Regions from separate parts of the Homo sapiens genome. Here region 2 is linked to region 1. A link is an interaction called in ENCODE POLR2A ChIA-PET data of the cell type or tissue named here. Cell type or tissue: CD4-positive, alpha-beta T cell. All regions are shown on one strand.

Region 1 (4,000 bases):
AGTACCATTATTATCACTCTGTTAGGTGACATGATAATAATCATTTCTAATCTGGTGTCTCACTACATAAACATGCATTGCTAATCACAGTATGCCTCTGATCTCATTTGTTTAAAAAAAGCAGCAGCAGCAGAAGCAGAAGTAGAGAATAAGAGAAGAATCCTTCTGAAAGCTCTTAGTTTGGCCATATTACCCCACAGTGTGGCTTGTATAAAACACTTTCACTTTCTTGCACGAGGAACATAATGGGAATCCAGGAAGACAATATGAATAATTTTATAAGTTGGCTATTTAAAGAGAAATAGGCTTTTCTGAGTTTCTGGCATATCCAACTTAATATTACAGTACTGGACCTCATTCTGAATACTTAGAATATTTACGACACTTGATGTTTGGACTTTATAAAAGGTCACTTGAAAATGAAGTCACTTTCATTTTAAAGTAGAAGAAAGTGGATGTGGAAAAGGGAAGAGCTTTTAAGGAAAACCATCATGTCTGTTCTCCTGTAAAAGGTCTTCATTTCCAGTAGTAATTGTATTTCTTAATGGCTTTCCTAATATTAGATGATTACGTCTTGATGTATGAAAGTATTTCAGCTCAGGGATTATTGAGGCTCCTCTGGCAAAATGACTATCATACTTACCTGGAACTTTTGTTTCAGCCCAAGTAACAATTGCAGATAGACATAAATTAGCAATATTTACTCAGAACTCACACGTAGCTGTTTTTCTTGTTTAATAAGGTACTTTTGCTTACAAATGATAGTTACCAGTTAAAGCCATCTTAAGATCAAAAAGGGACATCATTATAAGGATTCAGAGGTATGGCATAAATCACAGGGGAGGGCATAAACTCAGCTTCATGAGAATGCCAGGCCTCAGGACCAGGACCCAAGAAAACTATTCTCTTTAGTATCTCTGTGTCTTCTATAATTGATGGCCATGTATTATAGAGAATAGGAGTTCTACAAGGCTGTCCATGGTAAACAAACAGGATCTTTGATTCCTATTAGTCTGGGGAATGTTCCATACCACATCCACCAGGTCTGAGAGCTTCACGGTGCACAGTAGACTATTAAAGTTACTGAGAAGTTGCATGGAACAGAAACCTGCTTAACCTTCTTTAATCTACTGATTTCCAAACTCATTTGACCATTGCTTTGAGAAATATCATTTTAAACAAACACTCGAATAATATGGAATTAAATTTAATTGGATTCATGGAGTTCTATTGTATTATTTTTTAAATGATACAATGAGCACTTGTTAAGTGACTAGTTGAAGGTCACAGTATATTTTTGAGCCTCTTGGTCTAGTGCTCTTCCCACTGGTGCTTACATTCGTGGATCTTGGCTGAGGAACTGTACTGTCACAGCTATTCACTTTGTGCCCATACCCCATCACCCTAGCATTTTAAAGGAGCTCCCCACTTTAAATTGAGTGATTGATTATTCCATTGGTTCTCCTGACAGGCAGTCTGCTATTTTAAAGATGACCCAGCAGCTCTAGTTTAAAATGTGCCTTTATTTCCTGTGTGTGACGCATATATGTTGAGCAGTTTCTGGTCATAGGAACTTTGGTTCCAAATCTTATTAAGGTTTTTGTCATTCCAGAGGGTGACATTTTAGGGGGGCAGAAACTGGCTAGCATGTTAGCCTAATCCTTGAATCCAGGCAAAATAAATTTTGGTTGAGTTTGCTGTAACATTCACCCATTCGTTTTCATTGCTTCATGTCTTGGATCCAGTGAAAGGGAGACGTGTCAAATGTTCTGAGAGGCTGTAGATTCACTTGGTAATTAAACCAACTAGTGCAAATGTACACCAGTGAAAACAGTAAAGTTTCCCAGGGTAAGTCTTCTGGGAAAGTGAGAAAAGCCAGGCAGAAAAAGGGTAATTGAATATCAGAAATAAAGAGCTGAGGAAAGTGTTGGGGGAGTAAACACCAAGAGAAGAAACTATTGTAATTTCTGCCAACAAGAACATCATGCTTTTAAAGTGCATGTTGTTTTTTTTTCCCCTTTGGAACAGTTAGCAGGAGTAGCAAAAACAGTAACAACGTGACCTCAGTGATAATGTGTCTCTAGTCCATGAAGCTGAGCCAGGTGTTGTATTAAATACCTTTGAGACAGAAACTCATTTCTAAAATCCACACATTTGCTGAATGAATGAATGAATGAATGAATAAGCAAATTTTAATTTGTGTCTGTCTAGGGATAAGAACTTTTGATGCTTTGCTCTTCAAAGGAGTTTAAAACATAATAAGGGAGAGAATACAGGACATGAAGTTAGAGAAGTGGCATGGGAGAGGTAATACCATAGAAGTAGAGGAACAAGAGAAAATTTCCATCCAACAAAGGTTGGAGAAAACTTCCAACCTTTGTTCCAGTGAACAAAGGTTTAACATTTGTATGGGTGCATCAGTTAACTGTTTCATAAAACTCATGTGTACCAAACTGTCCCCAGTACTTGGTGGATTGAAATAAGAGTCATTTACTCTGATTCTTGTGTCTGTGGGCCAGCTTGGCTTGTTTTGACTATAGGGTGTGAGTTAAGTCCATGTGTCTGTCACCCTCCAAGACCCAGCAAAAAACTAAGACATCTGCTTCTCATAGTGAAAGACAGGAATGCACATGACATTTTAAGCCCCTGCTCCATTCACATGTCTTAAGCCAAATCAAGTCTGATATCAAAGGAATGTGACAGTATACTCCTCTCAGGAATAAGAAGTAAAGAGAGAGTGAATATTTACTGAACAACAATCTAATTTACTTCAGTGGGAAATACAGGGTTATTTCGTATATCTGGTGAACTTGTTAGGAAGTAGCAGTGTTTATATTGTAAAATCAAGCTGGAGGTTGCAGGACAGAGGCTAGAATTCCAGCTGAGAATAATATTACAAAGGGCAGGAGTGGAGTGATTTTTTCCAGTGAGTCAAGGGCCACAGGTTGGTCAAGGGAAATGGGCACTGAAAATACCTTTCCAGAAACACTTACTTAGTAGGGTGACTTCGGTAGATCATGAGAAAATAGATTTGGTAGAAGATTAAAAGCAGGAAGCTGATTGTTTGGGGCTGAAAACGATGAGGGGTTAGAGAAGCAAGGTAATTAATATCAGCGTCTCTTTTGAAGACATAAAGGGCAGAAGAGAAATAGGGTTTTGAAATGAGAGAGAGCAAACGTGAGACGAACATAAGCATGTACTATGAGAGCCTATATTCATTAAAGAAAGATTCTGGGGCTGTTTGTTGTCCCAGGATAATGAGTAATAGGTGATAGATACAGAGCTGTCATCCTTTTCTCTCTTTTAATATAAGATATTTTGTAAGATGATAAGGCAAGGTGAGTGAGTAAGGCAATCCCCTTTCCCAATAGTTTTGTTATATACAGACTTAAAATGTGACATATTAAAGGGGTCAGGAAACTCTTGAATCTTGAGTCAACCATCTCTACTACTTAATATGCTCAAGGGACCTTATTTTTAAACATCATATGGGGGCACAATATTTACCTGTATGGTTAGCAAGCAACTTGCTAACACAATCAGTCACTTGAATTGTTAATTAATGTTTAATTTTCTAATTACTCACACCTGCAGAAATTTCCCCCAATAGGAAAGAAGACCTAGTTTCAAACTTGGATGATAGGAGTTGGGGTTTTCTTCCATGAATATGTAAGCAGTCACAACTTCTGTGTATTCCCTGGCATTTAGTAACACAGTGCAGTCATCTGTTGACCATGAGCCTATAACAGGATAAGTTGGGTGTGGGGTCCAGAGAAGGAGATGGTTGAATCTCTCCCTTCAAACAGTGAATGCTGTAGCTGGGAAAAGAAGGCATACATAGACAAAATAATGAATAATTAAGAAAGTATCATATCCTGATACCATGAAGCGCTAGCTTCATAGATACTGTCAATAGAGAATAGTACAGAAGATGTAGAGTGGTATATGCTGCAAGGGTTAAGAGCACAGGCTTGGGATCCACACTGCCTATGTTTAAATC
Region 2 (4,000 bases), 110 kb after region 1:
TTCATTTCCTTGAACTTCATTTAACTGGGCCACAGAATCATTCTGAGAGAATCATTTAAATTAATATGTGGCATTACGGTGTTAAAAAGAAAAAAATTTTGTCCTAATTCCCAATTTCAGAGTTTCTCCAGACCTCCAATCTGGGCTCTGACCCCATAATTGTGTGCAGCTGAGCTGCTGACAAGTCCACACATATTCTGAAGTCACATTTTCTGGCTCTGGGGCTCCAAGGACTCACAAAGAGGAGGAATTTTTTTTTTTTAATCCCTGCTTGTTCCGTCAACTAGTTCACCGGTTAAACCCTGATTGAATGTAGAAATTTTAGAAATGAAAAAAAAAAAAATGGCTGGAGTGGGACGTGCAGGTTTTTGCATCCCAAGCATTAATTCGCCCCAAGCTGTGTTAGTGCCGGACGAGACAGCTTGTATGAAAATTTAGGAGTCCCGGAGAACAACAATAACAAAAATTAACAAATGGCAGGATGAGTAGCAGAAGGGAAAATCAAGCATATGCTGCTCGTTTGAAATGTAGTTTCATTAAAAATCTTTTCCATTGCACCCTAAAACAATCTGTCCTTGCCAGATAACACATTGGACACCAAAAGGCTGTTCCCTCCGCTTGCTTTCTTAGTTGTAAGCCAACCCTTATAAAAATAAGAACACAGCTGCTCGTGACAAAATAAATTTGTCAGCTTGTCTTTGAAAGGTAAAATAACCAGGGGGAACTGGTGCTGCTTCCCACCACTTACTGACAATAGTAAGCAACACCCTTGTGTTTGTGTTCAGTCAACACCAATCAATAAACATCTGTTGGGATGAGCATTGGTGCCTCTTTACGATTCATTATGCTTCATTAGGAATTGGTTTTGTCTTCAAGGGAAGAAAAAAGAAATCTCATGTAATTAAAGAATAGTGTCTTGTGCTCTCATATTTTCCCCCTTAAAGACCTAAATTCTTTTAAAGCCGTTTTTTACAGTACATTTATCTGTATTTAAATGTAACTACTTTACCTTGAAAAGACCATCTGTTCATAAAGACCATCCTTTTTGTCTTGCCAGAGGTAAACTTGGGAAAGAGGTAGTGTTAGCTGGGAACTATGGTTAAATGGAAATAGATGAGACTTAAGGCAGGTTAGGGAGGTTCCCTACCCAGCAAAATGATATTCAGTTATGTTCTGGGTGGGGTGAAAAGAAAACACAATTTTCTGGAGGGAGATGTGCATTTGACATGACGTTCTTTGGAAATGGTTTTATTTCAAAGGGAGGTGTACTTGAAATTCCCAAGGCCAGTTAACTTCAACGATCCTTTCCTTGGACTTATTATAGACAATTTAAGTGGCCTCTGCAGTATCAGACATACAGTAAGTTTTGTTATTTTACTTTCAAGAAAATATCTCGCTTTTGAGGGGCTGCTGGAAATATTAGTGTAGATGATGAAGCTGTACTAAAGTCACCTTATAGGCACCATGAATTTGTGCCCATTGAGGGAAATATCCTTAGGTGAACTTAACAAAATGTATCTAATACACGCAAGTACGCAAATGAAGCATAAAGTAGCTGGTAATGGCCCCAAATTATACAAAACACAGTTACTGTTCCCATTAGTGTTTGTTTGTTTGTTTTGTTTTGTTTTTACCAGAGCCAAATTTGGGGAACTGAAAAGCAAACAAGCACTTCAGAGAGAGCAGAACACTGCAGAGGTTGGGGTGAAATTCAAGCGTTAGGATTAATGAAACATTAGCATTTACCTTTCTACTTAACTCATATTAGAGCCCAAAATTTGGGGGTTTGGGGACTGTTTTGTATGGATAGAAGCTTTCTTTGAGAAAAGAAATTAAGGAATTTCACTTACAGACTGCAACCACATACAAATGAAGGAAACTGAACAATTGCTTAGAATGTGATTAATTTGTATTTTTGAATAATGGAATGGAGATTGCCATAGGAAAGAACCATGAGACATTCTTAAGCAACACAGTAAATATGCGTAGAACAGCTCAGATCCCTTTGGATTTAGATGCAGAGGACTTCTATTGTTGTTTTCCCTACGAGTGAAGGATAATTTCACAGAGAATAATGTGTTTGTGCAGAAAATTTAATGTGTGAGCAATGAACGAAACATGGATTTCTCACATGACCTAGCTGACCTCTTCTTTGTATATTTCCCAAAATATGTTCATTAGAGCAGTTGACTGTGATGATGCTCAGCAAAATTCGAAGATGAAGAGACCCTAGTGAAGAATGTGTGGGAAATGTTGCATTCTTGGTCTCTTTCCTGCACTGCCACAGGCTGCATTGGCATCTGAAAGGCTCCCAGAAATCTGGCAGCAAATAAACAACTTTAGCTTTGTTTAACTCTAGCATCTCTCAAAAGCATTTGACAGCAAGCGCTTTTGTTCACAGAGCGTGTTTTAGCATCTAGCAGCGTTGAGTGCTTGTGGAAACACACTTTGGCACATGCTGACCTATACTGGTATCTTCTAGGCTTATGTAACTAATGGACTTAATGGGGAGTAATGGATTAAAAGTGCTGAGATGCCATTTCTGTGAGTCTCTGGGGAGGATAGAGAACTTGATATAAAACCACAGAATTACCACTAGAGGCATTGTGAGAACTGCTGGTATCTGATTTTTGGAATCGGGAGATGAAGGTTTATTTCTTGATGGACTAGGCTTCCTGCAAGAGATATCTTGAAGGTACAACTATTTTTTTTTTCCTTTTTGTGTCTTTTTTTGTTTTTGTTTTTGTTTTTGTTTTGATAGCCTACTAAAGTGAGTCTAAAAGTGTTTCTTAAGTAGAGCTGAGCTTTCTGACCACCTTAAAGTTCATATAGGTTTCTGCCCTTTTTCTGGCCAGGCCTTTACTTTATCAAAAATCTACAGTTCATATTGTGAAATCATATCGAAACTGTATGATTTCATCACCTGGAGTGGAGAGTCTTGGCCCCCTGACCTTGGTAGAGGTGTTCTCAGTTAAGGTCAATGGTGGGTACAGCCTAAAGAAAGTTTGCCTTCTAAAGTCCTGATTATACACTAAAAATGCCTCCCTAAAAAGATAGGTGATAGTTTTCTTTACATCAGTGTTCCTCCATATTGGTAAAGGTGGAAAACTGACTACCTACCCCTGGTCTTTTTGAATATTACTATATTACTCTTGCTTGAGCCCTGCTGTGTTAGATGAAAATGACATGCTTCGCAAAGGTATTGTGAGAGAGTATGTCATATAACTTGCAGATATCCTGATTCTTCTTAATTCCTTCATTTTCCATTTTCTAAGATATCTTTTCTCCATTCTTTTTTCTTTTATGTTTCTTAGACTTTCTTCTTCCTTCTCCTTTTCTTCATTTTCTTCACTCTTTTCTTCCTTTGTTCATCTAATCTTTTCTTCTCCATCCTCCCCTAAAGCAGAATTATGGTAGCTTTATATACTATATGTTGTATTTTGTAGCATTCTTTGGATCTACTGGGCTTATCCAACAAACATAGAAACTGAGGTGCCTTTGGGAGCCATGCTGGCTCTTCGTGAACACCTTTGCCAAGCTTCCACCAACCCTTCTGAAACAGTGCATTTTAGAATTTTACCTGCCTTTTATCAAGCTTGTAAGGTTATAGTAGTCATGCACTGCATAAAATTTCAGTCAACCACAGACCGCATGTATGAAGGTGGCCCTATAAGATTATAATGGAGCTGAAAATTTCCTACTGCCTTGCAATGTCGTAGCTGTCTTTACGTTGTAGTCCATTGCATTATTCCCTTGTTCATAGCAGTGCTGGTGTAAACAAAGCTATGCTGCCAGTCGTATAAAAGTATCACACGTACAGTTATGTTCAGTACATAATACTTGATAATAAACGACTATGTTACTAGTTTGTACCCTTACTATACTATACTTTTTTATTGTTATTTTAGAGTGTATTTATTATTTTTTTAAAAAGATAACTTTAAAACCGCTTCAAGCAGGTCCTTCAGGGACTATTGCAGAAGAATGCATTGTTATCATA

Evidence for each region. Peaks named below come from ENCODE experiments on the same cell type or tissue, not always from the same donor. Only the 100,000 strongest peaks of a DNase experiment are listed, where the experiment ranks them.
Region 2: POLR2A ChIA-PET joins it to region 1 with 5 read pairs; 2 of 35 experiments call an interaction of 5 or more read pairs at or near these places.

The regions. Positions count from the first base shown.
Region 1 is chr3:60,072,679-60,076,678 of GRCh38, reverse strand. All of the region lies in intron 5 of FHIT (fragile histidine triad diadenosine triphosphatase), which reads left to right. Among named protein-coding and RNA genes, the nearest start is that of MIR548BB, 540 kb to the left of the region's middle. In CD4-positive, alpha-beta T cell, no CTCF peak of the experiment used is centred here; no DNase peak of the experiment used is centred here; H3K4me3 peaks cover 1,244 bases; H3K27ac peaks cover 1,171 bases.
Region 2 is chr3:59,967,182-59,971,181 of GRCh38, reverse strand. All of the region lies in intron 7 of FHIT (fragile histidine triad diadenosine triphosphatase), which reads left to right. Among named protein-coding and RNA genes, the nearest start is that of MIR548BB, 650 kb to the left of the region's middle. In CD4-positive, alpha-beta T cell, no CTCF peak of the experiment used is centred here; no DNase peak of the experiment used is centred here.